3 separate regions of the Homo sapiens genome follow, and regions 1 and 2 are each linked to region 3. Evidence: chromatin loops called from intact Hi-C (ENCODE). Cell type or tissue: GM12878. All regions are shown on one strand. Region 1 overlaps LOC101929485 (a long non-coding RNA gene). Region 2 overlaps LOC101929485 (a long non-coding RNA gene). Region 3 holds the start of LOC107986112 (a long non-coding RNA gene).

What was found. A loop is a pair of places that touch in the nucleus more often than their neighbours do. Peaks named below come from ENCODE experiments on the same cell type or tissue, not always from the same donor. Only the 100,000 strongest peaks of a DNase experiment are listed, where the experiment ranks them.
Region 1: a loop joins it to region 3, with 3 times the contacts of the local background. A loop is called at or near these places in 1 of 110 quality-filtered maps.
Region 2: a loop joins it to region 3, with 1.9 times the contacts of the local background. A loop is called at or near these places in 1 of 110 quality-filtered maps.

The regions. Positions count from the first base shown.
Region 1 is chr3:106,420,335-106,425,334 of GRCh38, forward strand. LOC101929485 (a long non-coding RNA gene) reads right to left here. Exons shown (of 16, transcript XR_007095992.1): 8 at 4,561-4,707; 9 at 2,932-3,062. Among named protein-coding and RNA genes, the nearest start is that of CBLB, 550 kb to the left of the region's middle. In GM12878, no CTCF peak of the experiment used is centred here; no DNase peak of the experiment used is centred here; H3K27ac peaks cover 1,461 bases.
Region 2 is chr3:106,539,878-106,544,877 of GRCh38, forward strand. The region is part of intron 4 of LOC101929485 (a long non-coding RNA gene); the gene reads right to left. Among named protein-coding and RNA genes, the nearest start is that of CBLB, 670 kb to the left of the region's middle. In GM12878, no CTCF peak of the experiment used is centred here; no DNase peak of the experiment used is centred here.
Region 3 is chr3:106,299,697-106,304,696 of GRCh38, forward strand. It overlaps LOC107986112 (a long non-coding RNA gene), which reads right to left and starts at 4,575. Exons shown (of 3, transcript XR_001740840.1): 1 at 4,494-4,575; 2 at 1,066-1,369. In GM12878, no CTCF peak of the experiment used is centred here; a DNase peak (open chromatin) is centred at 2,995; H3K27ac peaks cover 4,789 bases.

The DNA of each region.
Region 1 (5,000 bases), 120 kb after region 3:
ATCAACTTATAGTTTTAACTATCTTTCAAGGAAATCTTATATCCTCCATACCCTTATTAACTAAATATAGAAACAAATCATTTTATATTATTTCTTCTTTTTCCAAGAAAGAGACATAAATAGAGAAAGAGAAAGAGAAGGAAGAAAAGAAGTGAGGGAGTGAGGAAGAAAGAGGGATAGGGAAAGAGAAGGGTGAGGGGAGAGAGCGAAATATCACTGAAAAGAAAGAAACATTCTTAGGAATCATAATTCACAGTAATATCTGGCAAGTTATTTCATTGATGCTATAGAAATTCTGATGAATAAAAGCCATTATCTTGATACAAATGCTAAAGTACACAACTATTTATATAATTTCAAGTCTCATAAGACTTCAACACTATGAAGATTATTTCTCTAACTTGGAAATTGTTCTATTTATATCTGCTAACCCTGAGATTGAACACAGTGAACCATGAAAATGTCCCACTATTAAGGTCACACAGGAAGTCAATAGCAGAAATGAGAATGTAACTAACTTACATATGTTGACAACACTTAACACAATATTATAAAATCTTTCTTTAACTAAGAAGCGCCAATAGAGATTCAGTTAAGGAAGAGTTCAAGTTGGGTCAAACGGTTTAAAAAATAGCTCAAAAGGTAGGCAGTATTTTATTTTAGCCTCCATGAGTGACTCAAATGTTGAGAGGGAGATTAGAAGGCACTGAAAAATGGAAGGTAGTGGAGTGGAAATGGAGAGTGGCCTAGTTTGGATAGAGTGAGGTAGAGTAAAGCTGGATGAAAAGCTTGGGAATGTGGATGACGACCGTATTCTCATTAGTAGTCGAGTATACCAGCTTTGGAAATAAATAGTCTACAGTACAAATTTTAGCCCAGCCTCTTAAGTAGTGGTGTGACTATGTTAGTCTGAGTCCTCTGAGAAGCACATAACAAGATGTAATTGGAAGTGCAAGAGATTGATTGGGGAAAACGCCTATGAGAAAAAGTGGGAGGGAGCCAGAGAAGGTTGAGAAAGTTGTCAGACCGTAATGTAAGTCTAACCCCTGTGAAGGAGAAAGAGAAGGAGGGAAAGAAGGTTTTAGACAGCCGTGTAGCTCCAGTAAGTTTCAACAAACTTGACAGGGTGCCCTTGAGCCGAAGTCATTCATCTGAGGAGTCTTGTATCTCCCAGGATGATCCTGCATTAGTATCCCAGCTGCACTCTGTCATTGGCAAAGAGCAGTCATGGAAATTGTGACCTTGGTGCACACATGGTGATGGATTTTAGAGTCTAGTAGCTGGAGACATCATGCATTACACTACCCACTGTGAAAGCTGCATTTTTTTGGCTGTTAGGATGGCCCTGAGCAACTAACTTTGAGTTGCCATTCCATCATTTACCAGTGGGAAATAAAATGCTTATTTCATTGAATTGTTGACAATTAAATGAGTACATATCTATAAAGTTGGTAAAATATAGTATAGAAGTTGTGGTTTCTGACATGATATTGGTGACTTTGATGATAATGGTAAATAAATGTAGGGTTAAGAATTTTTGTTCAATGGGATTAGAGATCATGTAATGCATAAAGTTTTCTTGGCAGAAGAAGTCACCATTTCCCATGGGATTTAGAGGTTAAGCAGTGGTAAGCAAGTAGAGGTTATTACTAATCTTTATAAAAGATAGAGAATGAAGAAATCCCATCAGAAAATTGTCACATTAAGTAAGGCAATGTAGCAGAGATAATGTTAGCTATAATCAGGGAAGAAGGGAAAGAGAAATACTATGGAAAATTATTCATCTGTGGACATGACATCTGAGTAGATGTGTAAGGCTGGAGGAATTTAAAGAACTTACTTGATAAATCAAAGCCCTAGAGAATATAGAACATTACATAGGATTGGAGCATAAGCAGAAGGATTGACAGTGGTTAAAATATTTCTTGTGCAGAATAGATAAATCCATAGATACAGAAAGTAGATTAGTGGCTGCCAGGGGCTGCGAGAGGGGGGAATGGAGAATGACTACTAAATGGGTATAGAATATTTTGCGGGGAGGTGAAAATGTGCTAAAATTGACTGTGGTGGTGGTTGCACAATTTTGTGAATATACTGAAAAGCATTGAATAATGCACTTTAAATGAGAGAATTATGGTTGACCCTTGAATGGCCTGGGTTTGAACTGTGCAGGTCCACTTATACACTGATTTTTTTTTTCAATAAATATAATTCCTCCATAAAAAGAATATTTCTTTCTGAGAAATAGTAAAAGGGAAAAGAGAGATAAAAGCTATGGAGTGATTTTGGAAATAAAAAAGATGGAAGATGAGTATTTTTATTTGTAAAGCCTTGAATTTCTCAGTAAACTAGGGAGCAATATCACCACTCCTCAACTAACCGGTAAAATAATTTCCTTTACTTGCTAAATTCTAGTCAGCCATCCTGTATTGATCACATTTCCCCTGCTGATGCTCTTTAAAATTTCTGGAAGATTTTCTACTCATTCTTGATGGTATTCATAAAATTATTCCATTAAGGCACAATTCAATATTTTATTGAATTAATTTATTTAGATTGAGTCTGATTACTTAGGTATCACGATAATCACCTTGGAAACATCTGAATAAAAGAACTCAATTAATTTAATAAATTATTTATTTACTCTTGCATTCCAGATGTAATGAAAGAATCAGTTTAATCCATACCTATGAATTTACCAGCTTGCCTTGTCAAATGAAGATATGGTAACAAATGTAGATGTCACCCATAAAACCTTTCTTTACAAAAATTAGTCTGGAAACATGATCAAGTAATTTACATTCACAAACTGTAGATTAAGGATCCATAGTGATGGCATTACTGTTACTTTATCTTTATAATAATTTTTACTCTGAAATGAAATTCTGATTTTTAAACAATTTAGAAATAGCTAATTTTGATCCTACTTACGCATTCAACATTATTATGCATTAAATTACTTTATTTTCTTGAAGAGTTGTATTTGTTAAGGACAGCCATCAATAAACTGGTACCTTGATTATGGTCTCCTGGTATATTCCCCCAGAAAAACTCAAGAGAAGCTGTGTGGTAGAGACATAATAGGACAAAGTTATTTATATAGACTTTGGTACAACTGTGACCTTTTCAAACCAGAATCATCCATGCCTGTCTTCATTAGAGTTGAGCCTCAACCAAGATAAAGTTCAAGTAACAGAGGGAACACATCAGCTTGACAAGACTGTCTTCAATATATTTGTAGTCATAATTTGCAAAATGATATGATGCATTTTCCCCTATCTATTTGACAAATTGGTGGCTTTTTTGAATTTTATTTCAAAAGCCACATGTGTGGCTGCAAAGCATCTCTGCTTTCTGGTAATTTTATTACAAACACTTAAGACTGAATGACATGCTGAATGGAGCACCGCATTTTTGAAAAAAAAAAAAAAAATACTTGATGAGAAAAATCATGCCTGGTAATTCGTGTGCAAGGAGTCAGATCTAGAATCTAGAGGGAAAAGTAGACGCACAGCCTGGGGAAGTCAATACTGGGGGCTGTCTTTCATGTTATACTAATCTTGACATTACCATTGTATTTGGCAGCTGTTACCCACACTCCCGCAAATAAATCTCTGCCATTACTCTCAGAGAAACTCCCCGTCATTCTTATGTGAGATGTCTTATAAATGTGCAAACAAGTATTCCTCTAATTAGAATAGGCATCAGATTAATAAGAAAGTTGGATTCTGAATCATCCCTCTGCTATATCCTAAAGCTTTTTGGCAGACGGAAAGAGGTGTTTCATCTCAATTCTTTTTGTTTCCTTGCAGTGTTCTCAGAAACTCCCACAAGACAATAAAAATGAGTCAACAGAAGCACCTCGTGGTTGACAGTGTCTTGTTGAAGATAAAGGTTATTCTTTATATTAATTTATAAAAGACATTAGGAGCATGTTCCCTTATAAGAGGACATTAAGAGCAGCCAGGCATGTATTCTCCTCTTGTCTGCTACTGACACCTGGTTTCAAGGAACTCTCAATCTCTGCTCAGACCCTCCCTTTATGGAGCAAATAACCTAAAAAGCTCAGGAATATCAAAAATTCAGAAGCCAAAATGCACTCTTATATTTGGGATATATCTACTCCTTCTTAAAATGAAAATATATCTGCAATAGTTCATAATTTATCTTAAAAGAGATGCAGATGATCAAGAGATTGAGACTGTCCTGGCCAACATGGTGAAAACCCATCTCTAATAAAAATACAAAAATTAGCTGGGCATGGTGGCATGCACCTGCAGTCCCAGCTACTCGGGAGGTTAAGGCAGGAGAATTACTTGAACTCGGGAGGCAGAGGTTGCAGTGAGCCAAGATCGTGCCACTGCACTCCAGCCTGGCGATAGAGTGAGACTCCGTCTAAAAAAAAAAAACAAGATGCAGATGGCAGGCTTAAAGGATAGTTATTTGGAATACATCTGGACTGACTGCATTTTACACACATATATACTCGTGTATTTTATACACACACGCACATCTCTCTCTCCATATATATGTATTACCAAACATCTGAGTTTAACTTACCTTATGTAATTAACTGTATTTGATCTTTCAGATTTAGTAACTAAGAACCAGTTGTTACCCATATGCAGTATTTCTTTACTCTGTGGTGCTCTGGGGGATGTGAATTTATAAAATTGCTGTTAAGTTATTTTCATTCTTGTTGGTATACTGAAAAAGAAAACAGAGAAAAAACCACACTGAGCTACATACATTCCTACTTCCTGGTCCAAATAATTTGTTGCTAAGAGACTGTAAGACTTCCTTGGGTTATTTTTGATTTCTTTTGTTTGTGGTTATGTTTTTGGCTTTCATATGTTTTTATTAAGTGTAATATTATCTGCTTTGCCTGGCTCTTCAAAGCAGAAGCTCAACCATAACAACGTGAGTGTTGAGAAATACTGTTAACAAGATCAAGATATATACACAAATATGCGCTGCCATCAGCCTTTCTCACATTGGGA
Region 2 (5,000 bases), 240 kb after region 3:
CCGTGGCCTGTCAGGGGGTTGGGGGCAAGGGGAGGGAGAGCATTAGGACAAATACCTAAAGCATGCGGGGCTTAAAACCTATATGATGGGTTGATGGGTGCAGCAAACCACCATGGCACATGTATATCTATGTAACAAACCTGCACATTCTGCACATGTATTCCAGAACTTAAGGTATAATAATAATAAAAAAATGAAAGCTGATACCGTTTAAATAAATCTTTAAACAGGTAAAACTAATCTTTGGTGACAAAAAAGTAAAAAGGGTACTTTTTGCTCAGTAGTGATTTAAAAAAAACACAAAACAGAGAAGTGTCTTCCTCTGGGTCAGTGAGTGGCAGTGGAGATTAACTGGAAAGAGGCATGCTGAAACCTGGGCTGATGAATTCCGGTCACACAGATCTATGCATTTGCCAAAACTCGTTGTTTTGTACTCTTACAATTTGTACACTTTGCATTGCTATTTTTACCTCAATTAAAAATATTACTATAAAAAAGATAACATCTAATAATTTAACTTCTCTGACTAGGTAGCTCCCTCTTTCATTTAGCAATCTTAAGCATAAATATGGTTAGAAGCACCTGCTGAGCCATAAAGTAAAATAGTTTTCTGAGTCTTTCAAAAGTTTTCTTCAAATATACCTTTCAAACAAACACTGTAAATATGATTTTCTCCAATAATACTCCAAGTGACACCTGAAAATGTTCATGTCTAAAAGCAATGCAAGGTGAAATAATTTATAAAACTACATCTCCACTTGGTTTGTTGTTGTCATACATCTTAATACATGTATTATATGTATTGTAGAGCTGCTAAACACCCTTTCTCTATTTCAATTCCCCTGTCTTGATAAATCGGCTTCATCTGGGCAGCGAGCAAGAAGAATCTGTTGGGTGGTTCAAATTTGGGGACTTATTTAGGATAGACCTTGCAGGTTACTGCCCATGGCTCAGTAGTCCCTTGTTGCCAGTGAGGGGCTACTGAACTATGGTTACCTTTGGGGAAAAAAAGGCCAAGCCCAAGCAGCTGCGTAGTTCTCTTGGACTATGTACTGCCTCTACTGGTAGGGCACTGTTGAGCCATACTGCATGGATCTAATTGCAATGGAGAAACAGTTCCTGGAAGATGTCTTTTAACCTGGTTGGATGAGTATTCCAGGTGCTGCCAACACCTGCTTCCTTCTCTTTATCTGTTGGCCTCTCTAGAGGTACTGTAGGTAGCCCTGTCATAGGAACTGTCTGTCTCTGCGGCCTCAAAAATAAGGGACTTTTTGGAGAAATACTCTTTTCTGGTTTGGAATCTGGTCTGGAATCTTGGTTTAAAAGACCTTTTGTTCATCTTTACCTTTTGTGTGTGTGCTTTTATTTACAGAGAGGATTCCCTGAAGGAACTGCTATTGTAAGTCTAGCAGGCTCTCCTAGTTTGTCTAGTCGGTCACATTCTGTGAGCCCTGAAGGAAGCACGACATGCCTAACTCAGGGTGACAGTTCACTCTTCTATCTTGTCCAAAGACCACCCATTGAAATGCCTGGTCAGAGGTCATCCCACCCCACTCTGAGTGGATCAAAGGTGAGGGGGCTGCCAAAGGAAAGTTTGAGCCTTGTCAGGTTGATACTTGGTTGCTGAGCAGGATGACTGGTATCTGTGTTGTCATGTACATTTTATTCCAGCTGGAATGAGAAATGTTAGTTTAGCTCCCCTATGCAGCTGTTTGGGTGGGATCTTGCAAAATTGAGAGGTTTTTGCTGATGGTTCCATAAAATGGGAAAATAAGATTTCTTTTGTAATGTGGCTTGTCCCTCACATCTATGGTGCTGCAAGCAGGGGCATCAAAAGCTGCTCTGCTATTTCGGAAGCTACAGAGAAAGCAAACCCAGAAACTTGTCAAGCCAGAAAAGGGGTAAGAATTTCTTACCAGCCAGGGCTTCTGGCCTCTCTGTATGCAAACTGCTTGAATGAATGGTAAAATTAACCATTTGTCTCCTCTGCAATGTTTTAATTAATAAGGAAAATGATTTGTGAGACTAGTCTTAGGCTGTAGAAAATCCGGTATATTTTGTGCTATAAATTTGTCTCTGTTATTCTGTTATAGAGAGGGGTACCACAGGATACAACACATTCTGTGAACCCCTATAAGCCTACTGTTCATGCTGGCTTACAGACTGGTGAGACACAAACTTTGCTGTAGGTCCCTGAAAAAGAAAAATTTAACAAAGTGACCTCTCATCTTGTTTTATGTCTTTGAAAACTTGACCATATGGAAGTACACGCTCTTGGTCTCTACTATCTGGAGGTTGGGAAGTTTCAAGTTCATATCATGGCTAGCTTTAAGAATTCTCTTAAGCAGTGAAAATCCTTTGCAAGCTCAAAAACGACTGCCTTAGATTCCTTCTGGGAATAGCAATGGTGACCGCCCCATGCTGTGGCTCACTAGCTAAGGCTTTGTCCTTTCACTATGGTGACAAGCGTTCAATTCCTAGCTGAGGGAATGAATCCTTTCTGGTTTAATACTTGCAGGACTTTTGCCATTGATTATTTTTCCTGTCATAGATAGCTTCTGATTTCTTGTCTTCAATTTTATTTTCTCTGAGCTACCTCTGGGGCAACTCTAGATCTTGTAAAAACTGCTTGCCATCTCTTTAAAGACACCTCATGCATCCATGGTTAAGTCATAACCTTAGCTAGAGCTTACTGGTTTCACGTGGGAGGTTACTTGTGGTCAAAAATTCAAAAGCCAGAAATACCAGCTGTTTGTCCTGGCTAACGTCTGCTAATAGAATATTTTCTTCTGAGAGTTCAGTAGTTAAAAATTAACTGAATTAATGTTTATATTTGGGATATATGTGTACAGATATTGTTTTAAATCCCCTGCTTTTCTTTTGTAAAAACTTCTCAGACAACTGAATTCTGTTTCCCATTTACTCCTGTATGTTCTTCCTTGCTCTTGTATCCAATCTTTTTGACTTTTGTAGACAGGGGAACAAGAAATTACTTCGCATCATGAGAAAAATCAACCTTGATGTATAATAGTTAGATAAGAAATATACTTTTAAAAATGGCTGATGGTAGTTGCTTACAGTGGCTATTTATTACTCCAGGATGACATTCCTTTCTTTGAGTGTTTAAATAAGAAAAGCATGCTCTTGGATACTGAGAAAGTATAGAATAGAGTATGAGCTTAGATCTGGTGTCCAGCATGGATGAAACCTTTGAGTTTGGTCCCTAAATTTGCATGAAAGCACAAGGTAAATATTCATTTGCTTCAGGAGTTTCATGTTGGATCTGTCATTATCAAAAGTGATCAGCAATGAAGAACTGGTCGGACAAAATTTAACATTGACGTAATGAAATTCCAGATGTAGGCATTCCCCCCAGGTCTTTTCATGTGCAGATTGCAGTTCTGATTCATTTAAATAAAAAGGAACTTGGAAAACAAACAAACAAAAAAAAAACAAAAAACAAAACAAAAAACAAAAAAAAAGAATAGAGTATGAGCTAATTAAAGAGTGGCCTGATTGCTGTTGGGTTGCCCAGCAGCCTAGAGGAAATGTCCTTTCAATAAGATACACTGTGAAAGCATTGCACTATCTTCTTCCATAGCATTTCCCTTTTGGGGGGCCCCAGGGTTTGCTGTAAAAATTAGATGTTTATCTTGCAGATCTGTTTTGCCTTCCAGCTATACCTGATAATTAGGCCGTAGAAACTGTGGGCTTTCCTGACCCTTTTCCCGAAAAGACTCCATCCTAAAGCCAATAACCTAGTCAAGAAACTTACATCTTTAAGGAAATCTCCATGTGTAAGACTGTCTGGTTTTCCTGGCCATCTTGACTGAAATTTTACCCATACCATTTTTCCTTGGTGTAAATAAAATATGAATTTTCTATTTTGCTTCACTTCAGAATTATCCTTTTAAAGACGCAAATTTGGAACTGCATGCCTGACAATTGTTAGGGCCTGGAACAGGTAATCAAGAGACTGATGGTCTAACATAAGAAAGAGAAACTTAAAAACAGTCAAATAACAAATCTTATCACTCTACCAAATCTGCATCGGTTTGTGTACTTGAATGTGTCATGTGTGTGATGTTTCACTATCAAAATATATGAAAAAGCTCTAATTAATTGGCTTAAAAATAATAAGGGCTTAAATAAAATATTTTGTCAGGAAAATAAAAACCTAAATGCCTTTTTGTTCATGTCACTCTAATAATCTTTGAAAAATAAAGACAGTTTTAAAGATTTTTGGTAAAACTAAAATGTCTCCAAAATTTACACATTTTTGTCTGAATGAGGCAGGTCAGGTATAATTTTTTTGCTAGATGCTCTAAGGTTAGAACACTGCTCTATGACTTTTAATAATTGTTCAACTTGGCTGCTTTGGAGCCATTAGATTCTAGGTAATGCCTGGGGACAGTGGAGTAGCCATGCTCCCTACCAGTGATGGAAAGAGTCTGACACTATCTGCAGTTCTGTCCTGTGTCATAGGCTTCACACATGATACACAATTAAAACTGCTTACATTTAAAATAAGAGTTATGTGTTATTAATAAAAAGGTATAGGAACATGTTGTTTTTAAAAATAATTTTGTCTCATTTAGAGAAATTAAGGATTGTTTCAAATATTTAAAAAATATAGGATAAAACTGAAGGTTTAAGCAAGTTGTAAAAGGCTTGGGAAAGAGTAATGTTGTTTAAAAAAATTCTATGTGGAACAAGTTGGATAAAATTAAAAAGATATTATTTAGTTTTTCCATAAATTGAACATCAAAATAAAAGCACACTGATGCAGGACCAGAATCTGAGCTCATGGGTCTCAGTAACAGGGTTTTCTTAGAGCATTAATCTGCTCTTTAACAGAAAATTGTAAAGTATTATAAAAGATTTATGGAAATATTGCCATATTGATTGGATTGGATACTGATTAAGATTGGATATATTTGTTTACAAAGTTTTATTAGGAATTGAGTTAATGCAAAGGTGAAATTTGTCTTTCTCTTTTT
Region 3 (5,000 bases):
ATAGTCTCTGAAATACCCAATATAGAGTAACAGCATAGCAATTGCTTGACTTATATATACCTAACTGAGATGATGTGGAAAATATAGAGAAGAAAAGTGTGTTTTATCACTCTCAGTAAAAGAATTTATAATATAATTAGGGAACAGACACCTGTGAAACAATGTGTGAACAAAGCAATACAGTATATGCCAGTGCATCATTGCACTGACTGACATAGTTAAATGTCAAGTGGTACAGTACAAACCACTAGAGGCAGGACAGTATCCAATTATGTGTTATTATTGTTTTATAATACACCATTACTAAATGAAATAGAAATTTGACTTGAGAGATTTTTCTGGATAGATGTTGTTGGAAAAGTCTTCTGAAGAAGCAGGAACTTGAGGTGAGCCTTGAGGAATAGCTCAGTCATAGATGTTAGTGGGGTTGGTTGAATGAGCTAGAACAGGAGATATGGGTGGGATAGAATTGACAAAAGCCTTGATATGTCAATCTGGTGACCTGTGTTGGTTTATAGGATTAGTATTAGAAATAATAGAAAATAAATCTAAACAGGCCAAGATGGGTTGAGAGGGCATTAGAAATTGAGAGGCTTTCAATCAGAAAGAAATGTTGAAACTCAGTGCAAGAGGCTACAATGAGCCATTATAAATTTATAAGCACATTTACAAGACTGACCTAATGAGAAGATAAATTTAGCAGTGGAGTTCTGTATAGTGTGCCAGTGATACAGATTTGATCGGCAGATTGTGGTGAGTGGAGAGCTTTAGAAGTCATCATTCAAAGATGAGATTTGATGAGGAATAACCTTCTTAATGATTTTGTTGGATACACAGACTAATTGGCCTGTGGATTTTTTTTCCTCCCAAGGGTGCACTGACTTTGGACACCAGAAAGTATCACCATGTACCTTTTTCAACTGTATTAGTTATCTATTGCTTTGTAACAACCCCAAACTTAAAGATTAGAACAAATGTAATTATCTCAAGCTGTTTTTGATATCTATAGCCATGCTTAAATTTTTGTGTTAAGAATTTGAAAGCAGTTTAGCTGGGTGTTTGTACCTTTGTTTCTCTCCTGGTGTTGGATTCAAGCTGTTGGCTATGACTGCACCCATCTGGGAACTTAATTTGGGCTAGAGGATTGGATTAAAAGATGGCTTGCTCACATGGCTGCTGGTTGGAGGCCTCAGTTTCTCAACACAGAAACCTCTTCACAGGGTTTCTTGAGTGTCCTCATGACATGGCAGCCGTCTTCTTCCAAAACAAGTGAAAACAAACAAGAAGTGTTCTTCCAGAACAAGAGAAAAGTGTTTGGTAGGTCCCTCCTCCCTCTTTTCTCTCCTGCTGCCATGTAAGATGCGCCTTGCTTCTTCCAGAAAAGCAAAAACAATAAAAGAAGCCACAATGCCTTCTATTATGACATAGTCTTAGAAGTCATGCATCATTATGTCTGCCATAGATTATTTCTTAGGAACAAGTCATTAAGTGTAGCTCATGCCCAAGTGGAGTGAGACTGAGTTTCTACCTTTTCAAGAAAGGAGTATCAAATAATTTATGGACATATTTTAAAACTACCACGGCAAGTTTGTCTTTGTCTATATCTGAAGGGATCTACTGCAAAATTATTTTCCATTTGGATTATTACTAATTCCAAGTCAAAAGTTTGGATATTTTCTTTCTTTCTTTTCTTCCTTCTCTCTCTCTCTCCTACTTTCCATCCTTCTTTCCTTTGAAATGAGAATTTACATAAATTTGCTTATAAAAGGAAAAGCATTTTGAATACCATTTAATTTTACATTTTATTTTCTTCTAGCCTTCTGAAGCCTTTTTTCTATAATACCCTCAGACGCTTCATAGAATACTTTCCTTCATTTCTTGTGTTAAATGAAACCCAAGTCTCTTTTGAGGACGACATTCTTTTCCGGTAATACTCTTGAGTAGAGGCTACTCCTTCTTCTCTGTCTCATTCATCTAAAAGCCCAAAGTTAGAAACACCACCTTTCCAGCTTCCTATACCATGTATAAATCACTACTCTTTCACTTTTCCAATAAATTTTTTTCTTTTAAAGTCATGTCATTAGGCTATGCCACCTTCTTTCCTGAAGCTGGAAATATTCTTCACCACTTCATCACTTGTACCATTGTCTTCTTCCCTAACCACCAGGAGACTTTAGGATCCTTGTCTTACAGCATGTAAGCCTTGTGATGTTTTAACTTCATAAGCCCAGGCCACCTCCCCTCTACTCTTCACCAGCTTTTTAAATCTATAGCCACACAAAAAATTGTTTCATTTCTGAACTCTTGAAGAGTAGTAAGCACTCTGTTTTTTCTTTTTCCCAGAATTCTCACTCTCATTATCCTGCTCTGAACATAGACTGATTTATGGAGCAAAAGTCCTTTAAAATGTCATTCTCCTTTACTCTATACCATTTCACTTTTAACTCGTATTCTTTCTCTAGCCGGCATCAAATCAAACTCCATCATTGTAGTGTTTCTTGACCTCTTCACCTTGTCCTGCTTTCTTTCCACTTATTCCACTTCTTAAAGTCTGAATCAATCCAGCTCCCCACTGTTACTGATTTGCGGATGAAGGATCCCAGATAAAACCATTTTTCTGAGATAAATATAGATCTATGGACCTCAACTTCATCTTAGAAACACCATAATATGGCTGCGTTAGTTATTTATTGTTGTGTAGTGAATTACTACAAACTTTGTAATGAATTACTACAAACTTAATCACTAAAAACAGTACCCACGTATTATCTCATAGTTCTGGTCATTAGAAGTTCAGGCTGGCTTGGTTGAGTTCTCTGCTTAGAGTCTCATAAAGCCCAACCTGGTTTCTGAACTAAAGGCTTTGAGAAAAAAAAATGCTTCCAAGTTTATTCAAATTGTTCGAAGAAGCCTGCTGGTGGCAGTTATAGGACTGAAACCTCACTTTCTTGCTGGCTATTTGCTTGAAGTGACTCAGCTTTTAGAGATCACCTGCATTTCTCTTCATGTGGCCCCTTTCATCTGCACAGTCAGTAATGACATGCTGAAACTTTCTCATGCTTTCAGATATCTGTGACTTCCTCTTCTGCCACCAGCTCAGAAAACTCTCTAGTTTTCAAAGGCTCATCTCATTAAACCAGGCCCATTCAAATAATCTCCATATCTTAAGGTTAACTGACTTGGACTTTAATTATATCTGCAAAATCCCTTCACGGTAGTACCAAGATTCATATTTGATTTTATAACCAGAGCAAAGAGATCATAAGGAAGCTATATCTGGAATTCTGCTTGCCACAGTGGCTCTAGTTAGCTCCATCACTCATGCACCCAGACAGCTTTTTCAACCTTCGCAATAACCCTATTCCACACATGCCCTTACTCATTGTTAAACTAAGTCTTCACCTATCCTTTTTCTGCATGGAGGAAAATAAAAACAATTAGGTGAGAAAATATCCGTTAAAATTCTGGGCCTATATCTGGTCCTGGAAAAAATTCATGAATTATTTCCTCAGCATTCAATATATCCTGACCCTCTAGCAACCAAAGTTTTAACCCTTTACTTTCTCAATGAGTTCTAACACCCTATCTGCTAAGCCGTCTCTCAGATAAATATCCTCTTTCTCATGCTGTTCCTTTCACTAGTGGTTTTTTTTTCTGTTTTTTAAATAATTTCAACTTTTGTTTTAAATTCAAATGGTACATTTGCAGGTTTGTTACCTGGGTATATTGCATGATACTGAGGTTTGGGGTACAGTTAATTCTGTCAACCAGGTAGTAAAACAGTACCCGACAGTTTTTCAGCCATTGCTCCCCTCCCTTTCTCCCCACTCTAGTAGTCTCCATTATCTATTTTTCTTATATTTATGTCCATGTGTACCCAATACTTAGCTCTCATTTATAAGTGAGAACATGCGGTGTTTGGTTTTCTGGTCCCGTGTTAATTTGCTTTGGATAAAGGCCTCTAGCTGCATACATGTTGCTGAAAATAACACAATTTCATTCTTTTTAAGTGGCTGTATAGAATTGCATGGTATATATGTACCATACTTTCTTAATCCAATCCACCATTGATGGACATCTAGTTGATTCCATGTATTTGCTACTGTGGATAATTCTGCAATGAGCATACAAATGCATGTACTTTTTGGGTAGAAAGATTTATTTTCCTTTGGGTATATACCCAGTAATGGGATTGCTAGGCCAAATGGTAGTTGTGTTTTGAGTTCTTTGAGAAATCTCCAAACTGCCTGCCAAAGTGACTGAATTAATTTCCATTTCTGCCAAGAGTGTATAAGGATCTCTTTTTCAATGTAGCCTCACCAGCATCTGTTATTTTTTGACTTTTTAATAATAACAACTCTGGTGTGAGATGGTACCTCATTGTGGTTTTGATTTGCATTTATTTGATGATTAGTAATGCTGAGCATTTTTCATGTTTGTTGGCTGCAGGTATGTCATCTTTTGAGAAGCATCTGTTCATATCCTTTGCCTACCTTTTAATGGGGTTGTGTTTTGCTTGTTGAATTGCTTAAGTTTTTTTATAGATTCAGGACATTAGACCTTCATTAGATGTATAGTTTGAAGATATTTTCTGCCATTCTGTAGGCTGTTTACTCTGCTGATAGTTTCTTTTGGAGTAGACAGACTGTGGCCCTATCTTCACTGTTCCTCACCTGGCAGGGCCTGCCAGCTTCAGCCCTCAGCACTTTTTTCTTCGTTTCCTTTCAGCATATAAATATATACTAGTTACTCTAATATTAAAAAAAAGATGAAAAAAACATTTTTATTCCTTCATCTTTCTCTATCTATTGCTTCTTTTCACTCTTTTTGGTTGATACTTGGATATTTTTGTCTACATTCTCTGTATCAGTGTCTACAGTATTTCACAACTAAGTTATTACTGAATCTATTTTAATTTCATTGCTCTACAGATTATGTCTTCCCCCCAGAACATTACTGAAACAGCTCTTTATAAGGCTACTAATGCCCTTTCAGTATTA